Regions from separate parts of the Homo sapiens genome. Here all the other regions are linked to region 3. Evidence: chromatin contacts called from ENCODE Hi-C or POLR2A ChIA-PET data. All regions are on one chromosome and are shown on one strand. The core of a region is the stretch at or near the end of the contact, and the rest is flanking DNA. Distances in the headings are between cores, read along the strand shown. Region 1 holds the start of LINC01461 (long intergenic non-protein coding RNA 1461). Region 2 holds the start of DNAI3 (dynein axonemal intermediate chain 3). Region 3 overlaps LPAR3 (lysophosphatidic acid receptor 3).

What was found. A loop is a pair of places that touch in the nucleus more often than their neighbours do. ChIA-PET counts read pairs that join two places held with the same protein, here RNA polymerase II (POLR2A). Pooled maps may share reads with other maps.
Region 1: a loop to region 3 is called in a pooled map, with 4 times the contacts of the local background. The contact joins the promoter of LINC01461 here to the enhancer-like site in region 3. A Hi-C loop is called at or near these places in 1 of 168 maps with a recorded cell type or tissue (mesothelial cell of epicardium), 1 of 37 single-sample maps with no recorded cell type and 5 of 50 pooled maps.
Region 2: a pooled map shows a loop between it and region 3 (6-fold over the local background). The contact joins the promoter of DNAI3 here to the enhancer-like site in region 3. A Hi-C loop is called at or near these places in 1 of 168 maps with a recorded cell type or tissue (naive thymus-derived CD4-positive, alpha-beta T cell) and 8 of 50 pooled maps. POLR2A ChIA-PET finds 5 or more read pairs at or near these places in 1 of 52 experiments (A673).

Annotation. Positions count from the first base shown.
Region 1 is chr1:84,619,021-84,622,768 of GRCh38, forward strand. LINC01461 (long intergenic non-protein coding RNA 1461) reads right to left here and starts at 2,011. Exons shown (of 3, transcript NR_125761.1): 1 at 1,737-2,011. RefSeq lists silencers at 1,814-1,883, 1,974-2,213.
Region 2 is chr1:85,059,919-85,063,756 of GRCh38, forward strand. DNAI3 (dynein axonemal intermediate chain 3) reads left to right here and starts at 2,409. Exons shown (of 23, transcript NM_145172.5): 1 at 2,409-2,568. RefSeq lists an enhancer at 2,044-2,544.
Region 3 is chr1:84,852,455-84,856,277 of GRCh38, forward strand. All of the region lies in intron 2 of LPAR3 (lysophosphatidic acid receptor 3), which reads right to left. Among named protein-coding and RNA genes, the nearest start is that of LPAR3, 39 kb to the right of the region's middle. RefSeq lists an enhancer at 1,969-2,218. Within about 2 kb of position 2,062, at least 6 of the 41 ENCODE cell types and tissues checked have a DNase peak (open chromatin) inside an H3K27ac peak, as active enhancers do.

The sequences.
Region 1 (3,748 bases), core at 761-3,260, 230 kb before region 3:
TTTTGAAGATTCAAAAAGAAACAATGCGGCCGGGCACAGTGGCTCATGCCTGTAATTCCGGCATTTTGGGAAGCCGGGGCGGGCAGGTCGCTTGAGGTCAGGAGTTTGAGACCAGCCTGGCTAACATGGCGAAACCCTGTCTCTACTAAAAATAGAAACATTATTAGCTGGGCGTTGTGGTGGGCGCCTGTAGTCCCAGCTACTTCGGAGGCTGAGGCAGGAGAATCGCTTGAACCCGGGAGAAGGAGTTTGCACCTAGCCGAGATCGGAGATCATGCTCCTGCACTCCAGCCTGAGCAACAAAGCAAGACTCCATCTCAAAAAAACAAAAACAAAAAACAAAACAAAACAGAAAAAAACAAGACAGAAAGAATGCCCCTTTGTAAAGGTTTTTTTAAATTCACAGAGACTTGATAGCATCACCATTGTGTTTGTTATTTCCCAGAAGCCAGCAGGGAACGTTCTCTGCTCCTGGAGCTGGTAAAAATACAGGAAGTAGCCAAGGGCATTATAATCATTAGTCACTGAGATACAAACCTTCAGTTCTGTTACCCAGGGAACCTAAAGTGCTGCTTGGTGTAGGTGGGAGATGATTAATCTCTCCGTGCACGATAAAAAGACAGAGCTGCCACCCGGAATTAGTCTGTTTATGTAGAATGAGGACAGCCCCAAGAGTAGATGGGATTTAAAAATAGTAACAATTCTCCCCCAACCCCAAATACACCATTTCTGAATGTTGTAGAACATTCAGGAAACAAGAATCATTCATAATTCTACCCCTAGAAGTTACCAATGTTAACATTTTGATTAATACTGTAAACAGAAAAATCAAAGTCTGTAAAATATCTGAAAGAGAGGCTTAGTCAAGCCAGTATGAGTAACCTCCGCCCCCGGAAAACAACCCAAGAAGCCTTGAGTAAGTGGTCCCGAGGCAGCCGCATGTGTTTGGTTTTATACATTTCAGGAGGGCAGGAGTTACAGGCGAAGACAGAAATCAATACAGGGCACATATACATTAGTTCAGCAGAAAAGGCAGGCTATCTTGAAGTAGGGGGCTTACAGAGGTAAGCAGGGGTTTTATAGATGATAGGCAGATTCAGAGATTTTTAAAATTTGCATTAGAGGAGTAAGGCTCTAAAACTTGGAGTCAGCAGAAAGGACTGATTTTTAATTTTTATTTATTTATTTATTTATTTATTTATTTATTTATTTATGACAGAGTCTTGCTCTGTTGCCGGGCTGGAGTGCAGTAGCGCAATCTCGGCTCACTCCAACCTCCGCCTCCCGGATTCAAGTAATTCTCCTGCCTCGGCCTCCCAGACAGCTGGGACTACAGGCGCTTGCCACCATGCCCAGCTAATTTTTGTATTTTTAGTACAGACGGGGTTTCACCATGTTGGCCAGGATGGTCTCAATCTCTTGACCTCATGATCCGTCCGCCTCGGCCTCCCAAAGTGCTGGGATTACAGGCGTGAACCACAGCTCCCGGCCGAAAGAACTGATTTTTTAAATACACGTTATTTGAATTTTTCACAACTACATATTATTATGTATTATCTCCCTCCCTCCCTTCCGTCCTTCCTTTTTTGCAAAACCAATGCAATCACTCTTGGGGTCTCGGGGGCAATGGGATCACGTCAGGCTCAGGCGCTCCCCTGGGCGCACGCTGGGTGAACAAGCCGCCTCCGGGCGAGGGTGGAGCTCCAGCGGGGAGGCTCTGGGCGCAGGAGGCTTACCAAGAGGAGTCCGCGGCAGCCCGGGCCTGCCCCGCGGGCTGCTCTGGGCTACTGGGATCTCACCCCGCGCTCGGCGAGGCGGGCCCGCGGCGCCCTCTGCAGGGAAGCGGGTGGCGCACGCATGCTGGGCGCTCCAGTATTTGTGGCGGGGTGGGCTTCTGGTTAGGGTAACATCTGCATCTCCGCTTCACAGCGTACAAGGTGCCTTCCACTTTGCGCTGGCTCTCCCGCGACCCTGGGATGCCTTCTGTCCTCCACCGGAGAGGACGCTGAGAATCGCCGTTCCTGGCGAAGGGCTAGAACTCACCAGCGCCCGGCTCCATAGCGCCCTCTGCCGGGGCCGAGGGGCGGGGCACGCGGGCGGCCGAGCGGGCGGGCAGGGAGGGCCTCAGATCCCCCTATCCCCGCGGGAGGGGCTGCCAGCCTGGGTCAGCCACGCGTGGCTTCCTGAGACTGGGTTATGGCTATTTCCCACCTCCTTGCCTCTCCCTCCTTATTTCCCTCCACCTGTGTGTGTGTGTGTGTGTGTGTGTTTCTAAAGCAAAAACAATTTTTTTTTCTATTCTCCAAAGTAATGCGTATTCATTATAAAAAAATTTTTTTGGGGGGGTAGAAAACACAGCATAAAAAAGAAAATGAAATACCTTTAATCTCATCATTCAGAGATAAACACATGTTTAGGGTATTTTCTCCTAGTGTCTTTTTCTATACACAATTATATATCATGGTAAGTATATATTTAAACCAACCAGGCAATGCTGTCGAGGAGTCAGGCCCCGTGTCGAACTGGCGCCGTTGAAGAGAACACAGAACGGCCAAATGGCAGGGAGTAGGGGCTCCCTGGCCTTAAAAACGGGGCCTTGCTGCTTCTTGGTTTGATAAACTGCTCTGGTTCCCAAGAAAGCTTGTCTTTTCCTCCTCAGCTGTTGGCTGGGGGTAAGTAGGTGGCGGTGGTCAGTGGGTCCCGGGAGGAAGAAAACTTGGTCTCAAAGTTCACTTTCATAACTAGAAGGCTCGGGCCGGACGCGGTGGCTCACGCCTGTAATCTCAGCACTTTGGGAAGCCGAGGGGGGCAGATCACTTGAGGTCAGTAGTTCAAGACCAGCCTGGCCAACATGGTGAAACCCCGTCTTTACTAAAAATACGAAAAATTATCTGGGCATGATGGTGGGCGCCTGTAATCCCAGCTACTCGGGAGGCTGAGGCAGGAGAATCGCTTGAACCTGGGAGGCGGAGGCTGCAGTGAGCTGAGATCGTGCCATCACACTCCAGTCTGGGCAACAAGAGTGAAACAACGTCTCAAAATAGGAAAATAAAAAACTAGAATGCTCAGAGAGTATTTCATCATATGATGGAACTTCAGCCCCCATCCCAACCCCTGGACCCATGCTTCTTCCTGCTGAGTTTCACTGACTACATGCCTCCCTCCTAGGCTGTGAGTTCCCGACTGGGGGAACAGTCTGGGCCTTTGCACCTTTTTCCTTCACCTGGCAGAGTGCTGAAGTCTCTTTGGTCACTGTCTTTGTCTTTTTTTTCCTCCACACAAACACTCTTTCATATAGTCATGTTTCTGATTTGCCAATGTCACCCCAGATAAGCACACAAGCTAAATGAAAACAATGTGTTTGCTTTGCACATGCAGTGTCAAAACAATGCACCCCCATTCCTTCCAGCTAGATTGGGCCCCCTAAGTGACACTCTTCCTTATGGAAATTCTGAACCTGCCCCTCTCTGCAGGATGTGGTTAGAGTTTGGATTACAGTCATTGATTTGGGAGTGGTGTATCTACTTCACTGTTTACATGTAGCATCCTAGGCTCTGCTTCTATCTCTCTCTCGCTCTCTCTCTTTCTCTCTTTCTCTTTCTCTCTCTCTCTCTTTCTCTCTCTCTCTCTCTCCCCTTCTTTTCTCCCTGTCTGGTCATCTGCAGCCTGATAGAGGCTGAGGCAGAGAGAAGAGCCTGTAGGAAAAAAACCATCTTTGGTGGTGATGATGATGTGGTGTGTGGAGATA
Region 2 (3,838 bases), core at 1,159-3,658, 210 kb after region 3:
GACATTTTTTTAAAAATTGAAACAAACACGAATCCATTGCAAAGCCAAATGCAAAAACTTCATAAATTCTTTATATGAAACAAATATGTCTCAGTTGCAGAAGTCTATTTCATGTTATAAACCTTCTTTCCATCAACCTACTACTCACTCCTGGCCCCTGTGATTTCCTGCTCCTTGGCTGTTAAGGGTCTTCAGTTAAGAAGCACTGGACTAAAATGTGGGTTGGGCTGGGGACAGAGGCAGGAAATGAGGTTAGAAAAATAACTAATTACCTTCCAGATTTATTTCCAGTGTCTTTCAGAACCCTGTTTATACAGGGTTTCATATGCCAGATTGAGCATATTTAAGCAGGGTGACGTCAGGATTCAAACTATGGAAAATTATGTGGCAACTTGGCAAATAAATTAGAGGGAAAGAGATAGAACAAGTCAAAAGACTATTGCTACCGTCTAGGTGAGAGATAAGGCATATCTGAAATAAGGCAGAGGCAGAGGATGGCTAAGAGAAAATGGATTATTTGAGAGACAATTAAGAAAGAAAAATGACAGAACTTAAATGATATGTTGACTGTGGGCAGTAGAAGAGGAGTCAAGGATGACTTTCAGATTTCGTTTTGCAACTGATGGACAATGATACTATTACCTAGGGTAGAAAATAAAGAAGGAAAAAAAGTTTCTGAAAGATAATGAGTTGACTTTGGCTCTGCTAAGTTGTGGTGCTATGGTCATTCATTCATTCACTACATTTAATCTTTATTTAGCATCTATTAAACAACATGAACTGAACTACACAGGTAGTTGGAAATGTCCAGTAGCTAGAGGAAATTCAGGTATGGAATTTAAGAGATATGTTAGGCTGAGAATGTAGAAATGGAAGTCCAGTGTGTTTAGTGGTGATGGCTGAAGCTAAGGGGAATATATGATGCCGACGCCACCAGGAGAGTGCGAAGAGTGACAAAAGAAGACTCAAGACTGAGCCCAGGGGAAAACGAATCTTCCACTTCCTGGGAGTGGACAAGCTGGAAAAAAGTTGTCAGAATGTTTAGATAATACCTCTTTTTTAGTTTTTTTCCTTCATAATTTGTATTGTAAAATTCATTTGAATTTTGTGAACACAAATTCTTCAGAAATTTGAAAGAATCTATATAATCTTTCTGCACATAACGTAAAAATCTTCATTCAGGATCCTTAAAGTCTCATATGTTATAAATGATTAGCCTCTTCTCAATTAAAGATTTTATTTAAATTGGGTGTAAAAATTAATTTAGACCAATTACAGAAGTCAATTACATTGCTTTATTAAATTCTGCCAGTTTACAAATTAGGAAGTTATTATTATTATTATTTTTTAAGACGGACCCTCGCTCTGTCGCCCAGGCTGGAGTGCAGTGGTGCGATCTTGGCTCCCAGGTTCAAGCGATTCTCCTGCCTCAGCCTTCTGAGTCGCTGGGACTTACAGGTGCACGCCACCACGCCTGGCTAATTTTTTTGTATTTTTAGTAGAGACGGGGTTTCACCGTGTTAGCCAGGATAGTCTCGATCTCCTGACCTCGTGATCTGCCTTCCTCAGCCTCCCAAAGTGCTGGGATTACAGGCATGAGCCACCGCAGCAGCCCCCTGAACTCTCATATGTTATAAATGATCAGCCTTTTCTCAATTAAAGATTTTATTTAAATTAGGTGTGAAAATTTATTTACACCAATTACAGCAGTCAATTACATTACTTTATTAAATTCTGCCACTTTACAAATTAGACAGTTATAATTATTTTTTAAGGGAAAGGAGGAGAACAGTGTTCAGAGAGTTGAGCGTCACTGTATGAATCCCACCGGACTCCTAATCACAGATAAAATGAACCTTGGGTTACTCACGGATTCAAGTTTCTTCCCCGGAGACTCATATTTACAGCTTGAGTCAAATTCTAAACAAAAGTTATTCTGGCAAGAAGGAAATGTAACCCATTAGGGTTCTGGGGCGCCCACGACAACCAGTGGGGCGCAGCTTCCTCTCCACTCCCTAGGAGGGCCCAGCTCGCTGCAGGGGGTGGGCAGGAAAGCTGCCCGAAAGGATTCTGAGCGGGCAGCCTCCTTAACATTTTCTCTCCTGGTTCCTAGGGTCCACACCCCAGAAAGATTCTTCTCTGGCTGAGATTGCGGTGGGTGTGAGGCATGGACCGAGCCTGTTAGACCTGGGGTCAGGCCGGGCCACTGTCATTAATATACTTAAGACACAAAACTCTTTCCTTGGTAGTGGAAAGCTGCTGGCCTCACCCGGTTCGCGTTGAGTGACGTCACATAGTGGCAACCAATCACAAGTCTGCTTTGAAAGATACTGTTAGGGAGCGGACACTGTATTGGTAGAGATGCTCTGTCAGTCTCGCAGAGGACTCGCCTCTTTTCTCTTAGCGACAGATGCGTCCTGGCAACAGTCGGCAGAGTTGCTGCGGTTTGTGCCCTTGCGATTTCTTTTTCTGAGAGAGGAGAGTCAAACTCCCACCTCCAGCTCTCGAAGGAGCTTTTCCTGAGGGCACTGCAAAGAGGCTCCTTTTCTTTCAGATCAGCAGTATCAGGTAAGAGAAGCTCTGAATGGGAAAGGCGGCTTGGAAAACAAGTATTTTACTCACTCTTTCAAGGGTATTTGAACACTCGCTGTGTCAGCAATGTGCTAGGCTAGTGGCAGTGAAGACTACAAAAAACACAAGTCTTTCCCTGCTTTCAAAGAGCTTCCAGCCTCGTGAGGGAAACAAAAATAGCAACGAGAGAGCAGTTAACGACACTCTAAGAACTTTAAGGGCATGTACTGTCTTGTTCCCATGTTATATATACCCAGTGACTATCATATTGCCTAGTACATAGTAGGAACTCAATAAACCATGAATGAGTCAGTTAATGAATGAATGAATGAATGAATGAATGAATGAATGCCAAAACAGCATGATTCTGATTATCCGTCTAGGGGCGGGGGTCAAACAATAAAAGATTAATGTGGGCTGAAATAGATTACTTCAGGACTGTTTAGAAAGGGCTAGAGTAGATAAACAGTGAGGAAGATGAACAGGGAACACAAACTCTTTGAAAGTAAGGACATTGTCTTATTCCCCTAGTGACTAGTTTACCCAGTACCTAATTGCTGCGCAATACTTTCTCCTTCTTCTTGTGTATGGTGAATGCTAAATGAATTCACAGCAATCTTTTAGGAAGCTCAGAGTTTGAAGCCCTCTGCCTTTGCAGAGGCCTGACATAAGTAATTACACATAGTATGACTGGAAAGTGTCAGGGAGAACAAGATTGTTTCAGCCTGAGTGAGGAAGTCAGGGAGGCTTTCGGCTTTGGGGGAAAAGTTCATAATTGCCTTGAATGATGAGAAAGATTGAAGCAAGCAGAGAGATGCCTGCATGGTGTGGACCAGGAGCAGCAGGAGGGGTGGGAGGGAAGGGGATTCTCCAGAGAGGGAGGTGGGAAAGTCCTCGACTGTTTGGGAATGAATGGAAACCGTGTGAGGCTGGAATAGAACTGGAAAGGTTGACGCAGTGAGGCACACTGTGAAAGTACTGAAGGCCATACTTATGTGAGTTCAGACTCTATTTTGTTTTGCAAAATCTGGTGTATAGACCACCAGTGCAAGACTGTCTCACAATGCTTTTAAAAATGCGGAGTCCCAGGCTCAACCCAGACCAGCAAAATCAAAGGAGGTCCAGGAAATTTGCATTTCAAATGAGCTCCATTTCTACAATCTGGAAGAGAATGCTACTGTGAATGATAGGGACCCATAAAAAGTCATTATACAGGGAAGAGACTTGATAAGAGATGCATTTTTGGAGAGCTCTGAGGTTGGCCTCT
Region 3 (3,823 bases), core at 812-3,311:
GCTTGGAAGGCAAGGCAGATGAAACCCATTGCAGAGATCCTATTTAACAGGTAGAGCAGGTCTGCAGGGCAGCTGAAGCTTGTGGTGCCTCCAGGACATCCAGGTGTGCACGTGACAGCAGCTGGAAACAGAGATTGGGATCTCCTGAAAGGCTGAGGATGGAGAGGCTGCTTTGAGAGACGTTCACATGGAGGGGTTGGTTCAAGCTGCAGGAGTAAAATCACCTGGAAAGAACTTGGGGACCCAAAGGAGAAGGAACAAAGGGCATTTCAGAGATGGTCAGAAATGGGAGAGACTGGACAAGCAGCAGAGAAGGAACAGAAGGAGGAAGACACTATCAAAGGGAGCATGAAGCAAGCAGGCACATAACAGGAAGGTCAAGGTAGATCACTAAATCTGGCAACTAGGAAGACAATGGTGGCTTAATCAAACACAGTAGTATTAGAGTAGTATAGGAAGAAGCTAGCTTACTACGGTTTGAAGTATTAAGAAAAGAAAATAAACAAGAGTAAAAAAATCAGCGGGGCACACTGGCTCGTGCCTATAATCCCAGTACTTTGGGAGACTGAGGCAGAAGGATCGCTTGAGCTCAGGAGTTTGAGACCAGCCTGGGCAACATAGGGAGACCCCATCTCTAAATAAGAAAAGAAAAGAAAAAAAAAAAAAAACCAAGAACAAAAGTCTGGTAGTGAAGGGAGGGAGAGACAGAGCAGTAGTTAGAAGGGGAGTTAAGGTCAGGGCTTACATTTTTGAACGATCAAGCTCATAGGAAAGCAAGAATAAGGACAAGAGTAGGCTCGTGGATCCCCCAGCTCCTGGCTGGAAGGAATGAGCCCTAGTGAAAAGCTAGGATGGTAAGGATGTGACCTGTGCAGGTGGACTCAGATATGAAGGAAGGGAAATTAAGGGAGTTCATGCCAGATGAAGAAAGCAAAGATTGGGAGGTCAGCTGGGGAATGAGACAGGGCAAAGCTCAAAGACCTTGGGGAAAGTGGCAAGGCTTGATTAAGTGTTGCTCTTGCCTGACCCTGCCTCTGAATTTTAGTTCCCATGATGGATCCCTCTTCCTGCTTCTTCTCTCTCTGCCTCCTGCCAGATTTCCATAAGCTCACGCCCCACTGGCCTGCTTCTCTTCTCCTCCCCTGCAGCCCCGATGGGCCTTCTAGCTGCTGCTGACAAATGTGCCTTCCTACAACATCTACCATGATGGACCAGCTCTGCCTCTCTCTGGCATCTGAGCTACCTCCCATCCCCAGATCCTGGGGACTCTCCTATTGTCTCCTAAGTGATCTCTCCCTCTCCAACCCACCTCTCATCTTTCTAAAACCCTGCTTTGCATTTTGCAACTCCCACCTTCTCAACACTCAAGATCCTACATGGGCTCTTTCTTGCCAGATGAGGCAGTTCAGCTGTGGGCTGAAGACTGGCCACAGGCCTATTTAATTGGGCCTGCATGGTCTTTTAACAAAAAATGAAACTGATTGTCTTTACACAGGGCATGATCTGTCTAGTTAGCCACAGGCACCACCCCTCCCTATTTCCTTATATCCACTCCAGACCCAATTCATATACCCATGTTATCTGCCTAGTCTCTCTTAGATATCTGACAATGAAGTCCACAGGACCCTAGGATCCAAGGCCTTCCAGTCTCTGGCTCCCTTATGTCTCTCAAACCAGATTGTCATTACTATTCAAACTCCTTATTCCAGAAATCAGTCTGCCCAGTCTCCCCTTTCTACCCACGGCCCTGGCATGGCCTCCCTAGACATATGTATACCTGTCTCCCACCCTGCCTTTCCTCCTATCTGCAATGCCTTCCCCTTTCCTCTCCACCTGTTACACTGAAATCAGGCTTATATTCTACCTTCTCAAAGAGGCCTCCATGGACCATCCAAGCCCACAGCATTTTTTCAGCCTAGGCCCCCTCATTCAGCCCTTATGTATATTTCTTTGTGCCTTCAGTTATCTTTTTTGAGTACATTTCTCATTTCCTCAAATAAGCCTGGAAATAGGGTTCTCTATTAGTCACACACAGGAAAAGCCACACAGAACAGGTCTGCCTCCATGTCATCTATCTCTCATGTGACACAACCGTTGACTCATAAATCTTGGTCATTTCCTGACAACCATAAACCACTAGAGCAAGCACAGATTCACAGTGCCTTCAGGGTAGAGGCCATGTCTCATAGTTAGTACACTGCCTAAAACCTAGCAAGGTAGTCAATAAATGTTTATGATGAGAAAATATAAAATGCAGAAAAAAACATAAAGAATAAAATAGGTTCACCACTGAGCAGTAAATTCTCTGACTTGATGAAAACAACGCCTGTTGTGATTCACTGTCACTCAGGCATCCAAGGACAGGTATATTTTGCCAAGGCAAGAAGTTGGGACCCACTAGAAGAAGCAGGAACTAGAAGGTCCAGAGCTGCAGCCACAATGCTGCAGTAATTTACAAAGTGAACTTGGTCAAATCTCTCAACAGTATTGATTCTTTGAGGTAATGGGATCTTTCCGCCACATACTCTGCAGAGTTAACAACAATCTGGTGGTGAGGGAGAGCAGGTGGCTGGGCTGGAGGGACAACTGTCAGTGCAGGAGGGAAGATGACTCCTGCCAATAACTCTTGGTTCCCTTACCCCTTATCCCAGCTTCTGTGTTGATCCCTAGGTCCACGACAGGGCATAATTCCAGCAAACACCCTTTACTCCCAGTTCCCACCCAACATGTTTGCCATAGATACACAATGAACATAGTAGTCCCCAGCTGAAATTTTCGAAGTACAATGTTAACATGGAATTTGATAAAATTCTACCATTGGCCAGCACACACCATACTATTCCAGATGTTGAATTAGCCCAGTGATATGACGCCTGAGTCACAGACGATGACCACATTTCTCCTTTGGCAGAAATCAAAGCCCTAAGAGAGGGTGTTCCTGAGTTCTGGAACATGAAACCTTCCAGGAGGCTGGGTGTTGGCAGGAGGGTTGGATGTAGTTGGGTACTGGAACCTCTCCCTATACCTTCTTTTCAAAGAGGTCAAATTTGAGAAATGTTTCTCCACCTTGCACTCAGAAAATATTCAATAATTGTTTGTTTCAGCTTAAGAGGAAGGTTTCAGTTTTCTAAAAAGAAGAAAAGCCAGAAGTTCTGAAGAAGGGGGCATGAGAGGGGAATAAAAGAAGCTGAGTGCATTTGGTGTAATGGAACTGAAGGGGTCTGGACCAGAGGAAATGGAAGAAGTAAGAGGGCAGGGCAGTGGTTACATTGGAAACAAGAACACTGATTTGGGAAAAGCACTTCTAAACTGACTGCCAAGGGAGGTGTCTGAAACAGTGGCGTGGGGGGAAAAGAAAGAACCAAGAGCCAGACTTGAGGTAACAAATGGCTACATATGGCAGAGACAGAAGAAAGAAGACAGACTCCTGGAAATGTGGTGTTGGAAGAGGTGTCAAGATGGCATTTGAACAAGTGGGATGGAGTGCCATATGAGGGATTTTCTTTTTTAATTTGAAGCTGTCTTCCTTCCAGCATCAGACACTGAGGTCATCTCAGTCCCCACGTTCCCCGTCAGAACAGGAAGGGATGTGTCAAACAGCAGCGTAGGGGCAGCAACTGAGTGGCAACTGCATTTTTGCACCCACCGATTGACGGCCTGCCCTGAAAACAATGCCTCCCTCCCATAGGCCTCTGTAGCAATGCCATGAAGCACACAGGAAAATCATCTGTGACAAAGGTGCTCCTGGGACTAGCCATTTCAAGACAAAAGTACGAACACCCCCGGACTCAATGTACTGAGTACTGGTGCCTGGATGGCTTGA